2 separate regions of the Homo sapiens genome follow, and region 2 is linked to region 1. A link is a contact called in ENCODE Hi-C or POLR2A ChIA-PET data. All regions are on one chromosome and are shown on one strand. The core of a region is the stretch at or near the end of the contact, and the rest is flanking DNA. Distances in the headings are between cores, read along the strand shown.

Region 1 (7,612 bases), core at 1,780-4,279:
CCGACTACATATATTTTCATGCTTTTTAAATTGGCATCTAAAATATTCTTCACAAATACAAATAGTTGTAAATGGTATACTTCTGTGTGTATATTATTTAAGTACATAGTTATGTTAATATAGATTATGTACATATAAACCTATTTTAATGAAACTCTTATATCTGTAATTTAATTTTAGTATATGGAAGATGCCCACCATAAAGCCAATTGAAAATGAAATTTGACCCCATTTAAAAAATTAAAATAAATATATTGATATCCATTGTTATCATAATACACTTCTGAATTCTTATTCTAACAAAAAGAAAGAGAAAGAAAGAGACACAGAGAGACAGTGATGAGAAAGAGAGAGGAAGCTGTCGGGCCTTGCTGGGAGTCTGTTACCTGGATTCAATAAGCCTAGTATTTTTTATGGATGCCATCTTTACTTTGTCCTAGAAGGATGCTTCCTTCAGAGAGATGCGTGTTCCACTTATGTTATAATATTCTTTTGTTGGAATATTTTTACACTTTGGACCAATGCACCATGCAAAGATTCAGAATGGGCATATTTTGATTGCAGTCGAAGGACAATTATCAAAGGCGTGTGGGATAAGAGAACAGGTAGACCCCAGGTATCCTCCTAGGCAGGTCAGTTTTAGGAAAGAGCACCTATGGGTGTCATGGGTCTAAACATTGATAAGCTGAAATCTATCCTTGCCCTCACGTCCTCAGAAGGTGTTTGAGTACCTACCCTCAGTGGTACACATTTCCTCAGTTAGGATACCTCAGCTTAAATGACTTAATACAAGTTTAACATGAAGATTGTATGGCATGTATTCATTAAGTATCTATCAGAGAATTCTAATTCCTGAGAGCAAAGTTCTTATACAACTGCCTGTTCTAGTGCAAATAAGGGCTTCTTTAACATGGGCTTCTATATCCTTGATGATGAGAACCATGTACTCCATGCCTATATTGCCCCAGGGCTTAATTCAGTGCTATCAGAAATAGGACACTGATGGACATTGAGTAGCATAATGCTACCATTCCTTCTCCATACCCTCATACATCCAGGGCCAACATCACTGATGTGGCCTCAGAATTCTTCACAACACAAAGTCCCAGGTGACCCTCCTAATCTACTAACTTAACACATCAATTAGGCCCTATTTCCCATCTTAGTGGCCAATCCATTGCTGTAATGTTAATAAATGCTGTAACAGCTTGCATGACAATCTCTAACTTCGCATGCCTAAAAGTCTCATAAAGATCACAGTATCACATTGCTGCATTCTATTGTCTGGAGAAAGTCATAAGAGCAGACCAACCCCAAGGGATAGAAAATTGTGTCACTGCTTTAAGGGCGCTGCTGCAAACTCACCTTGCAAAGGACATGGATACAAAGAGGAGGAAATTTTTGGCCAACCTTTGCAACCTACCATACATATTTTTGGCACAGGTAGCATTCTACTGTTTGGTTCCTCACCCCCAACCAGGCTGGACTTCTCAGTTAGTATTGTTTGAGAGAGCTATATGTCAGGCCACAGCATAAATGGTTGAGATTTGAAGATGAATGATATAAACCTCCAAATATCTTCAAGGGGTTCACAATATAAGTAAATAATGAGCCAGTTCAGTTCAAATGCATTGAGCAATAGCTCTGTAACATCTGCTCTACCTGGCAATAGAGGGACAGAGAGGAGTGAGACCCCACCTCTCATCTGGAGAAACTCAGAGAAGAAAGGAAAGAAATAAAGAAGGATTTTGCTCTTCTGTAACAAAGCATGTCACAGAAGCCGTTGGCATTTTTGAAGGCTGAGATTTCCTTATTCACACATTGCCTTCTTTAAGAAAAGACACACAGTATATATAGGGTTTGTAGGGAAGAGAGGAAAGCGAGAACATGAGTGTATACTGGAGGACTCCTCTCACTTACCCGCTGATGAAATGGGCTTTCTGTACTGAGCCTCTCCATCTCTGTGCACATGAGAATGTATGGACAGGACATTGGAAGAAGAAATAGTCTGTATCCTGAGATGCTGGGGGCCACTAGGAAATTCAGCAGAACTATCCCGCCCCGCCCCCAGCCTTGATTGTTAGGCCCTTCTGAGGGTCTATAAATAGCACTGTTTATAACAGATATCTATAAATATACCTGTTATAAAATTGCAAACATCAACTTTTGTCTGCCATATATGCTCACATTCATTGATGGTCTGCAGCAGATAATTATTGTAAATTAGGCATTATTGAATTTGAGAACTGCAAAGGAAACACTATTTCTTGAGTTGAACTATGCAAACAATACATCCTTACATCAGGGCACAGAGGCACTGTGGACTGATCATCAGCTCACCCTTCAAGGACACAAAAAGGAACAATCCCTGAGCTTCAATTTCCTCAACTGTAAAGCAAGAGGTGTGAGAGTCAGATTGGAGTCTCTGGGACCTCTCGTCCTTCCCTCAGCTTCTACTTCCCTTTTATTCTACATCATTAGTGAAAATTCCAAATGTCACCTATCAGTGGGACTGTTCCCATCTTTTTAAAAGCCTTTGAAGTCAGGTGTTATGTCAGTATTGCTCATAGTTTGTTAGGAGCATTCATCTAGCATAGTGTTTCGTAGATAGAGAGGGTGAAATAAATCATTAAAGAAGGAATGCATAAATGACTGGAGGTGACAAGCAACACTAGGATGGGAGATGGTGATTTGGCAGGATTCAGACCTTCAGCTGACAGTGTGAATCATGCAAGTCCTGCTTCTTGCCAGCAATGTCCCAATGTCAGCAGAAGACAAACCCGAGCAGTGACATGACTCCCATGACCCATTCCTTCTTGAAATATCAGCCAGGCCACTTCCTCCAATCACATGGGATAGGCGCTGGGGTTGGGCTCCTCTCACATTCTTAGGAATGCAAGCTCTTGTCTTCCCAGGGACCCTCAAATATATGCCACATTGCTAATGTCCTCCAGGGAACGGCTATGGGAACAACCTCGGGCCTTGCAGGAAGGAAGAAGGTTCAGGGAAGGCCGTGACTCACAGTTATTTTAAGCTCAAGTTCTCTCAGTTCAAGCAGAGGTCACACTTCTTTCTTGGAGGCAGAGGAGCCCCAAACCTGGTGTGGGCTTTAATAGAAAGAACCGCCATCTTGGGCTTTTAAGAAGGTGGCCTCTGCCCCTGTTTCCCAGCCCTGACTCCAGTGATGTCCTTGAGCTAGTGTCTTCTCTTCAGTGAATTTTGGTATTTCAATCTTTAAAATTCATCTACTTAAAAATATTAATTAAGAACCTACTACATGCCTGGAATAGTACTGGGTGTTAAAGATAAGGCTGTTAAAAGGAAAAAAAAAATCTGCTCCTAGGAAAAGTTTATTTTAGTGGGAGGAGACAAATAATAAGCAAATAAAAATATAGTATGGCAGGTGATGGTATATGCAGAAACAATAAAGCAGAGTTTGAAAAAGAATGCTGTATGGTGGCTCGTGCCTATAATCCCAGCACTTTGGGAGGCCAAGGCAGGAGGGTCACTTGAGGCCAGGAGTTCCAGACCAACCTTGACAACATAGTAAGACCCTTTCTTTATAAAAATAAAAAATAAAATAGGTGGCGTTAGGGGTAAGGGAAAGACATGCAAGGACTTTGGTGTTTTATATAGTCAGGTCAGGAAACGTTATTGGCATAGTGATGTGAAGGCTGTGAGGGAGTAAGCTAGGGAGATATGCAGAGGGAGGGAGCTAGAATGAGAGGCAGGGGAAGTGCATTCCAGGAAGTACACAGACTCCCAAGGCAGGAGCATGGTGGGGTGTTCAAGGAACAGAAAGCAAGTCAGCAGGCTGGAGAGGGACAAACCAGGAGAGGAGCCCCTGTGAGTCACAGTCAAGATGTGGCATTTTCTTCTGAGTGAGATGGCATGAAAGCCATGGGGGATTTTGGACAGCAGAATATAATAGACTACTGGGTCAAAGCAGAGAGATCAATTAAGAGAAGTAGGCAGATTCAGGTATTTGACAGGATGTGCTCATCAATTTAACATGGAGTTGAGAGAAAGAACAAAATTAAGTTTAACTTCAAGGTTTGGGGCCTGAGCAAATGAACAAAATATATATGAGATGTACTGGAACATTTGCACATATTGTTTTTGAGAAGTCTTTTATAAACTCAAATAGCCATGCTGGAGAGATAGTTGGATATCTAAATCCGGAGAACAGAAGGAAGTCCTTGTCTAGTCATGAAACCTTTCAGAATCAGGATATCTTGCCTGAACCACAACACACAGAAAATGACTTGCGTGACTATTTTCCCAGTTCTCCCAAGTATTATACATAAATTTAGTACCAAATGCATAGAAGTTAATTCTTCCCATGCAATGTGTGCCTTACAGTGATGGTTCTCGAGGTATAGCCCAGTACCCAGCAGCATGACATCACCTGGAACTTAATGAAAATGCAGATGCTTAGGTTCCACCACAAACTTCCTGAATCAGAAACGGGGGGGCAAGAAGTATGTAACCAAGCCCTCCAATTGATTTAGACCCCTGAATTAATGCCTAGGACACTGGTGCTTAATTTCTTTTGGAACCTGAATGAGGAAACCGAGAAACTATAAAATGATGTGATTTGGTTTAGTGATACTCTGTAAAAGTCATTTCATCTACTGTACCTTCTTACAGGGCAAGAGACTTAAATATGTCATGGGCTTTCATGTACGGTACATCTCTAATCAGCTTTGTGCTTCCAAATGTGCACTTTAATGTTGGCTTGTCCAGCCACATTGTCAATGGCAAAGACATAAATTACAACTGAGGTTAGCACTGGAGAAGGTGACTTGAAATATAGTCATAAGTATAATAGTAAAAAGAACTCATAATCTAAATTTTTTTTTAGAACTAATATACTCTATCATGAATTTGTCCATTGGTGAGTACATCCTTGGAGAAGCATGAAACACAGCTTTAAGCCACGAGTCTTGAATATTTTACACTAGTCTACAAATCATTTCCATTCTTAAGGGAATGATTTTAACCGAATCGGAGTATAAAATTCATTCATTCAGTTGGTATACATATGCTATATGCTAAATGCAAGGAAGGAAGGGAGGGAGGGAGGAAGGAAGGAAGGAAGGAAGGAAGGAAAGAAAAAAAAGGGAAGGGAAGGGAAGGAAGGGGAAGGGAGGAGAGGGGAGGGGAGAGGAGGGGAGGGAAGGGAAGAGAAGGGAAGGGGGAGGGAATTATCTAAGTCCCGAATTGCCTTAGTGTGATTAGGTTTAGCAACTAGGCGTTATCAAAGCTCACTGCTGTGTGTTTCAACTCCAGCTTCCACAGATTCTAGCTGTTTTAACCTCCTGCAAAGTGTTTGGCTTCAATAGGTTTTGGTTTGCTTCATCTGACTAATGAGAATAATGATAATATCTACTAACAATGAAGCTAAAACTTTCAGAGGGAACACAGTGAGCCATCATTAAAATGTTACATCTTTATAGGGCCATTTGTCTTGACATTGGTCATATTTGTAATTGCATATACATATTGTACTTTTACAAATGTATCATTCACAGTGGATAGGAACAACTCTAGAGTTTACAATCTTTTTATCAGGCATATCTGGAACAATATCTAGAACTTACTATGCATTCAATAAATAGGTTTCAGATAATGAATACAAGAGTAAACAGGAACCCTGACTTACAGCATAGGACTACAGGACTGGGGAGAGAATCATGCTACAACTGCAGTCGAGGTATGTGCGAAGCGCCATCTGGCTTTGAACTTACTAAAGTGTTTGGATTTTTGAACTGCACCTCTTCAAGAATCTGTTTCCTCTTAATTGGGAGTACCTAAGCCTAAGCCGTATTAGCCAATAGTTCGTAGTTATGCTTTTCACAACTTTCCAAGCGTGTTCATTGAAAATCAGGATGTAACTGAAGAGCACACGAACAGCAACAATTAAGACTTTATGAGTAACAGAAAAGCCAACTAAGAGCGACTCTGACCTAAGGGCCTTTCTTTTTACGTAAAAATACCTCTTCACTTACCCAGAAATCCAAAAGTAGCAGTCTAAGGATTGTTCCAGCATCTTGATGGTATTATAGAAGAACACATGACTTATCCCTCCACTCTGCCATCCACAGGTTCTTGACGTCAGCTTTCAGGTCATTTGCTTCCTCCTGGATACAAAATAACCATTTCAGCTCTCTGCATTAGGTGTTCCTTCAGCCTGATTTTTAATTGTATTATTTTAAACGTAATTTATACAGAAAAAGCACATAAAGACTAAATAAAGAACATAACAAAGACAATGTAACCACCACCCAAGCCAAGAAATAAACATTGCCAAAACACTTTACGCTATGGGTCTCTTCCGGTCCTCCTTCAGGACATAATCATGGTCCTAGTTTATGGAAACCCTTTGCTTGTGTCTCTTTAGAGATTTACCACTTATGTGGACATGGCTAAATGGTATGGCTTTGTAGTTTCCTCCGGTTTTATACCTCATTTAAATGGAATTATATTATATGTATGCTTTTGTAAACTGCTTGGTTTATTCAGCATTTATTTGGTAATTTTCACACATTTCATTTTGTAGAGTTGTAAGATAATCATTTTCATTACTGTATAGAATTTTATTTTAAGCATATACCACAGTCTGACTGGACTGTGTCTTGTTTGGGGCTGTTATAAAAAACAAAAAACCAACAACAAAAACAAATCGCCACTATGAGCATTCTTGTAACTTGCAGGTGATATTCTTCATCATGCTAAGGAACTTCTCTTCTGCACCTAATTTGTTAGAAGATTTATTTATTTATTTACTTAGAGAGGGAGTCTCTCTCTGTCGCCCAGGCTGGAGTGCAGTGGCGCCATCTCGGCTCACTGCAAGCTCCGCCTCCTGGGTTCACTCCATTCTCCTGCCTCCGCCTCCCGAGCAGCTGGGACTACAGGCACCCACCACCGCGCCTGGCTAATCTTTTGTATATTTAGTAGAGACGGTGTTTCATCGTGTTAGCCAGGATGGTCTTGATCTCCTGACCTCGTGATCCACCCGCCTCAGCCTCCCAAAGTGCTGGGATTACAGGAGTGAGCCACCGTGCCCAGCGAGAAGATTTTTTTTTATAAATCTTGAATAAATATTAAATTTTATCTAATACATTTTACTGCCTCAAGATGATTATATAGTTCTTCATTATTTATTAATATAGTAAATTAGATTACTGACTTGCTACCTTTCAAAACACTTTGCATTCCTGTGTTAAACCCAATGTGATCATAATTCGCATCTTTTTAAATTTATTTGACGTCAAATTCAGCTTGCTGATTTGTTAACAATTTTTCATCTCATGAGTGAGGTTTGCAGTAAATTTACTTTCTTCTAATGTTCTCATTAGGTTGTGTATTATGGTTATGCTTTCCTGATAAAATTAACTAAGGAGTGATTCTTCTTTTTCTGTTCCCTAGAAGTTTACATTTGATTTCCATGTTACTTGAATGTAAAGCCAACTGAGGTTCGACTTTTCTTTTGGGGGTTTTTAACCATTAATTTAATTTGTTTAATGATATAAACCTATTTAGGTTTTTCTATTTTTCGTGCACACTTTTGGCAAGTCCCTCACCCCACATACACTTCAATATTAAAAAG
Region 2 (7,612 bases), core at 1,614-4,113, 45 kb before region 1:
TTTTGAAAACATGTTTGTTAAACGTGGTAGCCAGAATTCTAAAATGCCCCTTGACTTTTGCCCCAGTGGCATTCCCAGGATATACTACATTACACAGCAAAAGGGATTTTGCAGATGTCATTATGGTTACTTATCAGTTGATCTTAAGATAGGGGAGGTCATCTTGGTAGACCTAACCTAATGGTAAGAGCCCTTTGAAAATAGGAATTTTCCCAGATAATAGTAGAAGAGAAGTTTCGAGAGATTAGAAGTGGGGAGAGATTTGACCTGGAGGCGGCTGTCCATTGCTGAGATAGAGGGTCATTGTCAAGGACCTGAGAGGAGCCTCTAGGAGCAAAATTGGTCCGTGGCCAGCACCCAGCAAGAATAAAAAAGGTCCTCAGTTTTGCAGTGACAAAAAACTCAAGTCTGCCCAAGACCAGAATGAGCTTGGAAGCAGATTCTTCCCCAGGGCCTCCAGATAAGAGCCCAGCTGGGCACATTATCTTGACTTTGTCCTTGTGAGATCCTAAGCAGAGAATCCAATCGAGCCTGCCTGGAAATCTGACCTGCAGAACTATGAGATAAATGGGAGTTGTTTTCAGCTAAATTTGTGATAAGTTGGTGTTTAGCAATAGGAAGCTAATAAATTAGACAAAATAAGAAAGTTACAAACAGCATATACAGTATGATTCCCTTTTTTGTTTATATATTCATGTATTTACGAGTTTATAGAAGAAGACCAACTGAAACATATGCACAAAGATGTTAGCAGTAGGGTTTTGGTTGCTAAATTAAATTAAATTGAACAGACCTAGTTTCATTTAACTAGTAGACATCTGGGAAGTCTGATACCCATGATTGTCATGGGCTAAATCTCGTGCAAATAAACTTAAGCCCTTTTCAAATGACACTTGACCATTGGAATTAATCTCTTCTTGCTGTTTGTTCACAGAGAAGTATAGTTCTGGCTGTGAGATCTCAAAAATCAGAGTTCAAATCCTAACTTCACTGCTTAGGAGGTTTTTAAACTAGGGTGTTTTAAATAACCTCTTATAGTTTTAGTTTCCTTCCATCTGAAATCTGAATGAGAATACTCACCAGTGAGGATCATTATGAAGATTCAATGGGATGATAAATGCAGAGGACATAGTACCACCATTACTAAGTACCTGGCCAACTCTGCCACCTACATTCACTAGTTGTTGTTCTTAACGCTTTGATAAGCATTGAGCTCCTTTAAGAGTTTCCAATTTGGTCTTTCCCAGGATCTTTCTGTGAGCATGTCATAGTATTCTCTAGTGTCTAGCACAGTGCCTGGCAAATACCAAGTGCTTAGTAACAACTTCTGGTTCAATTAATTCACGAATGAGTAAAATGAATATTGGTAAAGTTGAATGCTTGGCTCCCAAGACAATGCAGATTGCAGTCACACAGCACTACCACGAGATGTCAGTATAAATAGGAAAGCTCTACAATTCAGGACTATTCTGGACCATCTTCCCCATCCCTCTTCTAGGGCTCCCGGGAAAACACACAACTGCATTACTGAAGGCAGAGAGCAACCTGCCAGGACTTTGCTCACCTCTCTCCTATTTTCACTGTGTGGTTTAATGCCTTAAAAACACAATTCCTGATGTACAGAGAAAAAAATATCTCTGCTGAGCTTGCCCTAAATAAAGACCCAAGAGACCTCATTTGGGGCCACTTCTGTATGCACACCCTCTTTCCTGTCCCTGCCTTAAATCTACATTTTGGGCTTGGATAAGGAGGTGGTGCCATAAGGAAGAACATGCAGAGTCAAATTCTGATTCCTTTACTTACTAGTTGTGTGTGTGTGCAAGTTTCTCAACTTTTCTGAGCTTCATTTTGTCATATGAAAAAATAAGAAAACCAATATATAGAGATTACTGGTGCAATGTTGCAACCATGCAGATTTAAGCAGAATAGCCTTCTCTAAAGACTAATTCCAAGACTGTCCTGGAATCAAAAGGAAGTATTTTCTTTGCAACTCTGGATGGATATGGACAGTAAGCCCACAACTACTTGGCCTAGAGCATTCTATCTCCAACAGGTGCACAAGTCTCTGAAAAAGGCTTACTTTGACATGGCCCCCAATGGTAATTTACACTTGCAAAAACACACTCTATGGAGCACAGAGATTGTTCCTCAGCTCAGCAGACTCTAAAAAAAGGGTATGGATGTCATTGTCTCTCTGGCTTCCTGTGGTCTCCATAAAACCTCCAAGTAGAGTATTTTGGGCTCATAAAAATGTCCGCAGCCCATTTCTCATCTGCTTTAATGATGTTTCCTAATGGTTAATGTTGAGATTGGCATCTTTTCTCTGGGGAAAGTGTTGTGAGACTGGCTTTCCCCTTCCCCAAAATAGCTGGTGCACACAGCCCATGAGCTGGAATGCAGAGCTAGGATTTTTCTCTTCCCATGAAGAGATATATCCTCCAAGATATGGGAACTCTACCTCATTTTTTGCAGTAACAGGCAGAACGGCCCTATTGCCACTGGGAAACAGTTGACACACCCGTTCAAGGAACTCTCTCATGGTGTGCCCACCAGGAGGGAGGAATGAAATAGACAATAAAGAAAAAGATATTACTTAGCATAGATTATGTGTGAAAAGGGTTTTATGAGCTATATTTTATAGATTAAAAAATCTTGTTTTAGAAAGAAGCACATTATTTTGTTTAAAATGCAGACTCATTTCACTTGACTGGGCCACTTCAAGGAAGCTAAGATAAAATCCAGTCATGCCCATAAATAGCCTTAGGGATAAACATCATTCTGACACACAGAACTGTGATGAGAATGTGGTGGGGTGGAGGAAGGGGGAAAGGTGCATACTAAATAGAATGCCCTGAAAATGTAGGGGAAGGAGCAGTTCGATCTCACTGGAAACTTCTTAGAAGCTGGCTGGCTGAAACAAGCCCATCCCTCTGTCATCATTTAGGGAACACCTGCTCTCTGTGGGCCTCCTATGGAGCACAGCCCTGCCTCCATCACTCACATTAACACCAGTATTTAAGTGGGGACTCCTAGAGTCCAGCCACGTAGTAGCTCTACGCAGGGCTAGGCTTTTTACTGGGTTCTGGGCATATATGGATGAGTAATGTCCAATTTCTGTCCTGCAGGGGCTCACAACATAGTGAGAATAAAAATGCATAAACAGCCAGTTGTTTTTTTTTAAGTACTTTTAGAGAAGCGAAGAGGTGCTCTGTGGCATGGCAGAGCTAAGCACCCAGTTGCTGAATCTCCCTTGGCTGACAGAAGCTTCTTCTTTTTTGAGTCACAATTTGCTAAAGAACATATTGCTGCTCCCTTTTGGTGTTACGTTTGATTTTACATAACAGAAATGTTTTTTCTGATGACTTTGCTTTGTGTTTGTACTTAAGTGGTTGAGGAATACCCTCTAGGGCATCATAAAGATCTAAATTTAAATCCTGGCTCCTACCCCTTGGTCCTTTAGTTTCCTAATCCCCCCAAACAGGAAAAACAATACATCATTGATTTTTTTTTAATTTGTTGCTGTTGTGGGAAAGCGGGGAATTAATGAAGATGATATGTGTAGTTTCCATCATAGTGGCTACTGCCTAGTAGAAATTCTACAAGCAATGACTCTCTCTTGCCCCACCCCAAGCCCATAGCTCTATATGGACAGGCAGGCATGCACATGTGCTGTTATGTAAATAGTGCTGCTAATAATAAAACTAAACACTACTATCCACCCTCTTCTGGGTAATGGTTATGTCTTTCTTCTTCCATCACAACCATAGCTGTTGATTTTACTGCTGCTGCCTTTTTTGCTAAGAATGACGTCTATTTATCTTTTCCGTCCTAGAGTCCTGTTCTTCCATCCCCCAGGAAATGACTTTCAGCAACCACGGTATTAGGGAGTGGTGAAAAAGTTTAACCTGCAGGTGGAGAGATGAGAAACTCATTATTCTTCAGCATCTTTTGTGATTCTAATTTTCTTTCAGATGCTCTTCCTCTCCCACCCCTCCCCCCAAATTATGTTGCATCTGGGTGTCTAAATCCTGCTCACAGCTGTGCCAGTGCCTTCTCCACTCTTCCCATCTGCCTGTTTGTTTTTCTTGGTTTTAGTTTGCAGTCTGCTATTTTGTATAAGCAAAATTATCCTTTCATGTCTTACCCATTTCGGCAGTTTCTTCTGGATATTGTAAACTGCAGCATCTGTGGTGCTTGTCTTCTAATTATATTTCCAGCCTCCTAATAGGAAGGGTGAACAGGCATATGGAATAGCAATACGGAGCTTTCTATATCTCTGACCTCCATGGAGGACTCCTCGCAGAATCTCCAAAGCTTTCTAGGGAGATTCATTAAGCCTGGCTTCCTAAGATAATGCACAAACTTCTGCTCTATAGAGATGACTAGAACACAGATTTAGACATAGCTCCTGGGCACATTTTCCACATAAATGAGTCATCGCGCCTGTAAAAGAATGACTCTATAAGTAGATACATATCTCCACTGTCTTGGTTCTACTAATGTTCACATTATTGCTTATTTTTAAACTAATTTGAACAGCTGAGTTACAGTAAGAACAAAGACAGCAGGATTAAGAGTCAAGAGACCTAGGTTTGAGATCCAATGTAGATACTCAGTTGCTGGGGCTTTAAAGAAGGTCACTCAACCTCCTTTGGTTTCAATTTTCAAATCAGTTAAATTAGCAGCTGGACTAGATAATTCATAAGCTGAATGAGCAAAATGGACTTAATTAACCCATGGATCATTGTAGCAATATTGTATTAGGAGTTAGAAAAACCAAAATGAACTGAATATGGTTTGTCCCTGTCCTAAAGGAGCTCACAGTCTAATAATGGGAGAGAGAAATAAGAATACAGATGATCTTAGTACAGAACGTGCAAGCACAAAAGCAGGAACAGTCCTCTGCATTGTTTATAGATTGATCTATTCCAGGACCCAACAACTATTTTTTTTATTTTTTTTATTTTTATTTTTTTTTTTGCACGGTGGCTCACGCCTTTTTTTTTTTATTTTTTATTATTTTTTATTTATTTTTTTTTTATTATACTCTAAGTTTTAGGGTACATGTGCACATTGTGCAGGTTAGTTACATATGTATACATGTGCCATGCTGGTGCGCTGCACCCACTAACGTGTCATCTAGCATTAGGTATATCTCCCAATGCTATCCCTCCCCCTTCCCCCGACCCCACCACAGTCCCCAGAGTGTGATATTCCCCTTCCTGTGTCCATGTGATCTCATTGTTCAATTCCCACCTATGAGTGAGAATATGCGGTGTTTGGTTTTTTGTTCTTGCGATAGTTTACTGAGAATGATGGTTTCCAATTTCATCCATGTCCCTACAAAGGACATGAACTCATCATTTTTTATGGCTGCATAGTATTCCATGGTGTATATGTGCCACATTTTCTTAATCCAGTCTATCATTGTTGGACATTTGGGTTGGTTCCAAGTCTTTGCTATTGTGAATAGCTATTTTTTTATAAATGGCAAAATAATACGTATTTTAGGCTTTGCAGCCCACACGATCTCTGGTGTAACTACTCTGCCATGATAGTATGAAAGCAGCCATAGATAATAAGCAAACAAAGGAGTGTGGCTGTGTTCTAGTCAAAGTGTATTTATAAAAGCAGGTAGGAGGCTGGACTTGCCCCACAGGCTGCAGTTTGCTCACCCCTCATCTATTCGCAAACAAATCTCATTGAGGTTTGCTCCGTGAGTGGCTGCTCTGTTCTCTTCTAAGAAAGACAAACTCCGTACTATTTAGAGGTGACAGCGTGCTGGCAGTCCTCACAGCCCTCGCTCGCTCTCCGCGCCTCCTCTGCCTGGGCTCCCACTTTGGCGGCACTTGAGGAGCCCTTCAGCCCGCCGCTGCACCGTGGGAGCCCCTTTCTGGGCTGGGCAAGGCGGGAGCCGGCTCCCTCAGCTTGCGGGGAGGTCTGGAGGGAGAGGCGCGGGCGGGAACCGGGGCTGCTCGCAGTGCCTGCGGGCCAGCGCGAGTTCCGGGTGGGCGTGGGCTCGGCGGACCCAGCACTCGGAGCGGCCGACCGGCCCTACCGGCGCCGGGCAGTGAGGGGCTTAGCACCTGGGCCAGCAGCTGCTGTGCTCAATTTCTCGCCGGGCCTTAGCTGCCTTCCTACGGGGCAGGGCTCGGGACCTGCAGCCCGCCATGCCTGAGCTTCCCCCCGACCCGCCTTGGGCTCCTGTGCGGCCGGAGCCCATGTGAAGAGCACTCAGGTATGGCTTGCTTTTTTACAGTTTCTATTTAGCATTTAAAACGGAGCCTAGGACAGAATAAACCCTCAAGACCCTTGATAAAGATTGGATATTTGTCCCTGTCCAAATCTCATGTTGAATAGTAATCCTCAAAGCTGGAGGTGGGGCCTGGTGGGAGGTGTTTGGATCACGGGGGCGGATTGCTCATGAGTTGGTGCTAGCTTCCTGTGTGAGTTCTCCAGAGATCTGCTCATTTTAAAAGGGCACATCCCCTCCACTTTCTGTCTCTCTCTTGCCCCTGTTTTTGCCATACGAAGGGGTAGCTCCCCCTTCACTTTCCGCCATGATTGAAAGCTTCCTGAGGCCACCTCAGAAGCCAAGCGGATGCTCCACCATGCTTCTGGTAAGGCCTGAACAATCGTGAGCCAATCAAATCTATCGTCTTTATAAATTACCCAGTCTCAAGTATTTCTTTATAGCAATGTAAGAACAGCCTAATACGACCCCCAAAATGTGTTGCTGGCTGGCTGGATGCGTGACAGAATTGTGGCCAGGCGCGGTGGCTCACGCCTGTAATCCCAGCACTTTGGGAGGCCAAGGCGGGCGGATCACGAGGTCAGGAGATCGAGACCATCCTGGTTAACACAGTGAAACCCCGTCTCTACTAAAAATACAAAAAATATTAGCCAGGCGTGGTGGCGGGCACCTGTAGTCCCAGCTACTCGGGCGGCTGAGGCAGGAGAATGGCGTGAACCCGGGAGGCGGAGCTTGCAGTGAGCCGAGATCACGCCACTGCACTCCAGCCTGGGCGACAGAGGGAGACTCCGTTTCAAAAAAAGAAAGAAAAAAGAAAAGAATTGTACGGAGGAACATGCAGTTATTATCTATTGTAACCTGATGAGAATATCAGGTGGCTGGAAATGTTTCATAGAGCAGGTGACAGTCTGAGGTGGGATTTGCAGGCAAATAGAAAGACAAGGAGATTATGTAAAATATCTCAATGTGAAAGATGGATTTCACTCATTTACACTTTTCTCCCTCGTCGAATCTCAAAATATTTAATATTATATTATTATTTTTAGTTATAAGTATGATTTTTATATTTATATTATTTTATATTTGTACATTTTTTATATTTATATTATTTTACATTTAAACATTTTCTTATTTCACCAGTTCTGATCAATATTTAACTATTATTACCAGATTGTGAATTAAGTAAACTGGTCCCTTTACATTGCTGAATTTTCTTACCCAACTGTAAATTCCTTCTTTATATCAGCTATCCGTTTCCATTAGTGGTGATTTTTATGTATGGTCATATAACCACAACCAAAACTTCTGGTTTTTGTCCAAAGATTAACTCTACACATTTACACTTACATGATTATACTA

What was found. A loop is a pair of places that touch in the nucleus more often than their neighbours do. ChIA-PET counts read pairs that join two places held with the same protein, here RNA polymerase II (POLR2A). Pooled maps may share reads with other maps.
Region 2: a loop to region 1 is called in a map of PC-9, with 10 times the contacts of the local background. The contact joins two enhancer-like sites. A Hi-C loop is called at or near these places in 4 of 168 maps with a recorded cell type or tissue (Caco-2, PC-9, Right ventricle myocardium inferior and 1 more) and 6 of 50 pooled maps. POLR2A ChIA-PET finds 5 or more read pairs at or near these places in 5 of 52 experiments (CD4-positive, alpha-beta T cell, CD8-positive, alpha-beta T cell, IMR-90 and 2 more).

The regions. Positions count from the first base shown.
Region 1 is chr2:12,880,263-12,887,874 of GRCh38, reverse strand. No RefSeq gene overlaps it. Among named protein-coding and RNA genes, the nearest start is that of MIR3125, 150 kb to the right of the region's middle. Within about 2 kb of position 3,029, at least 10 of the 41 ENCODE cell types and tissues checked have a DNase peak (open chromatin) inside an H3K27ac peak, as active enhancers do; they include PC-9, where a contact is called at or near this core.
Region 2 is chr2:12,925,227-12,932,838 of GRCh38, reverse strand. No RefSeq gene overlaps it. Among named protein-coding and RNA genes, the nearest start is that of MIR3125, 190 kb to the right of the region's middle. Within about 2 kb of position 2,863, at least 3 of the 41 ENCODE cell types and tissues checked have a DNase peak (open chromatin) inside an H3K27ac peak, as active enhancers do; they include PC-9, where a contact is called at or near this core.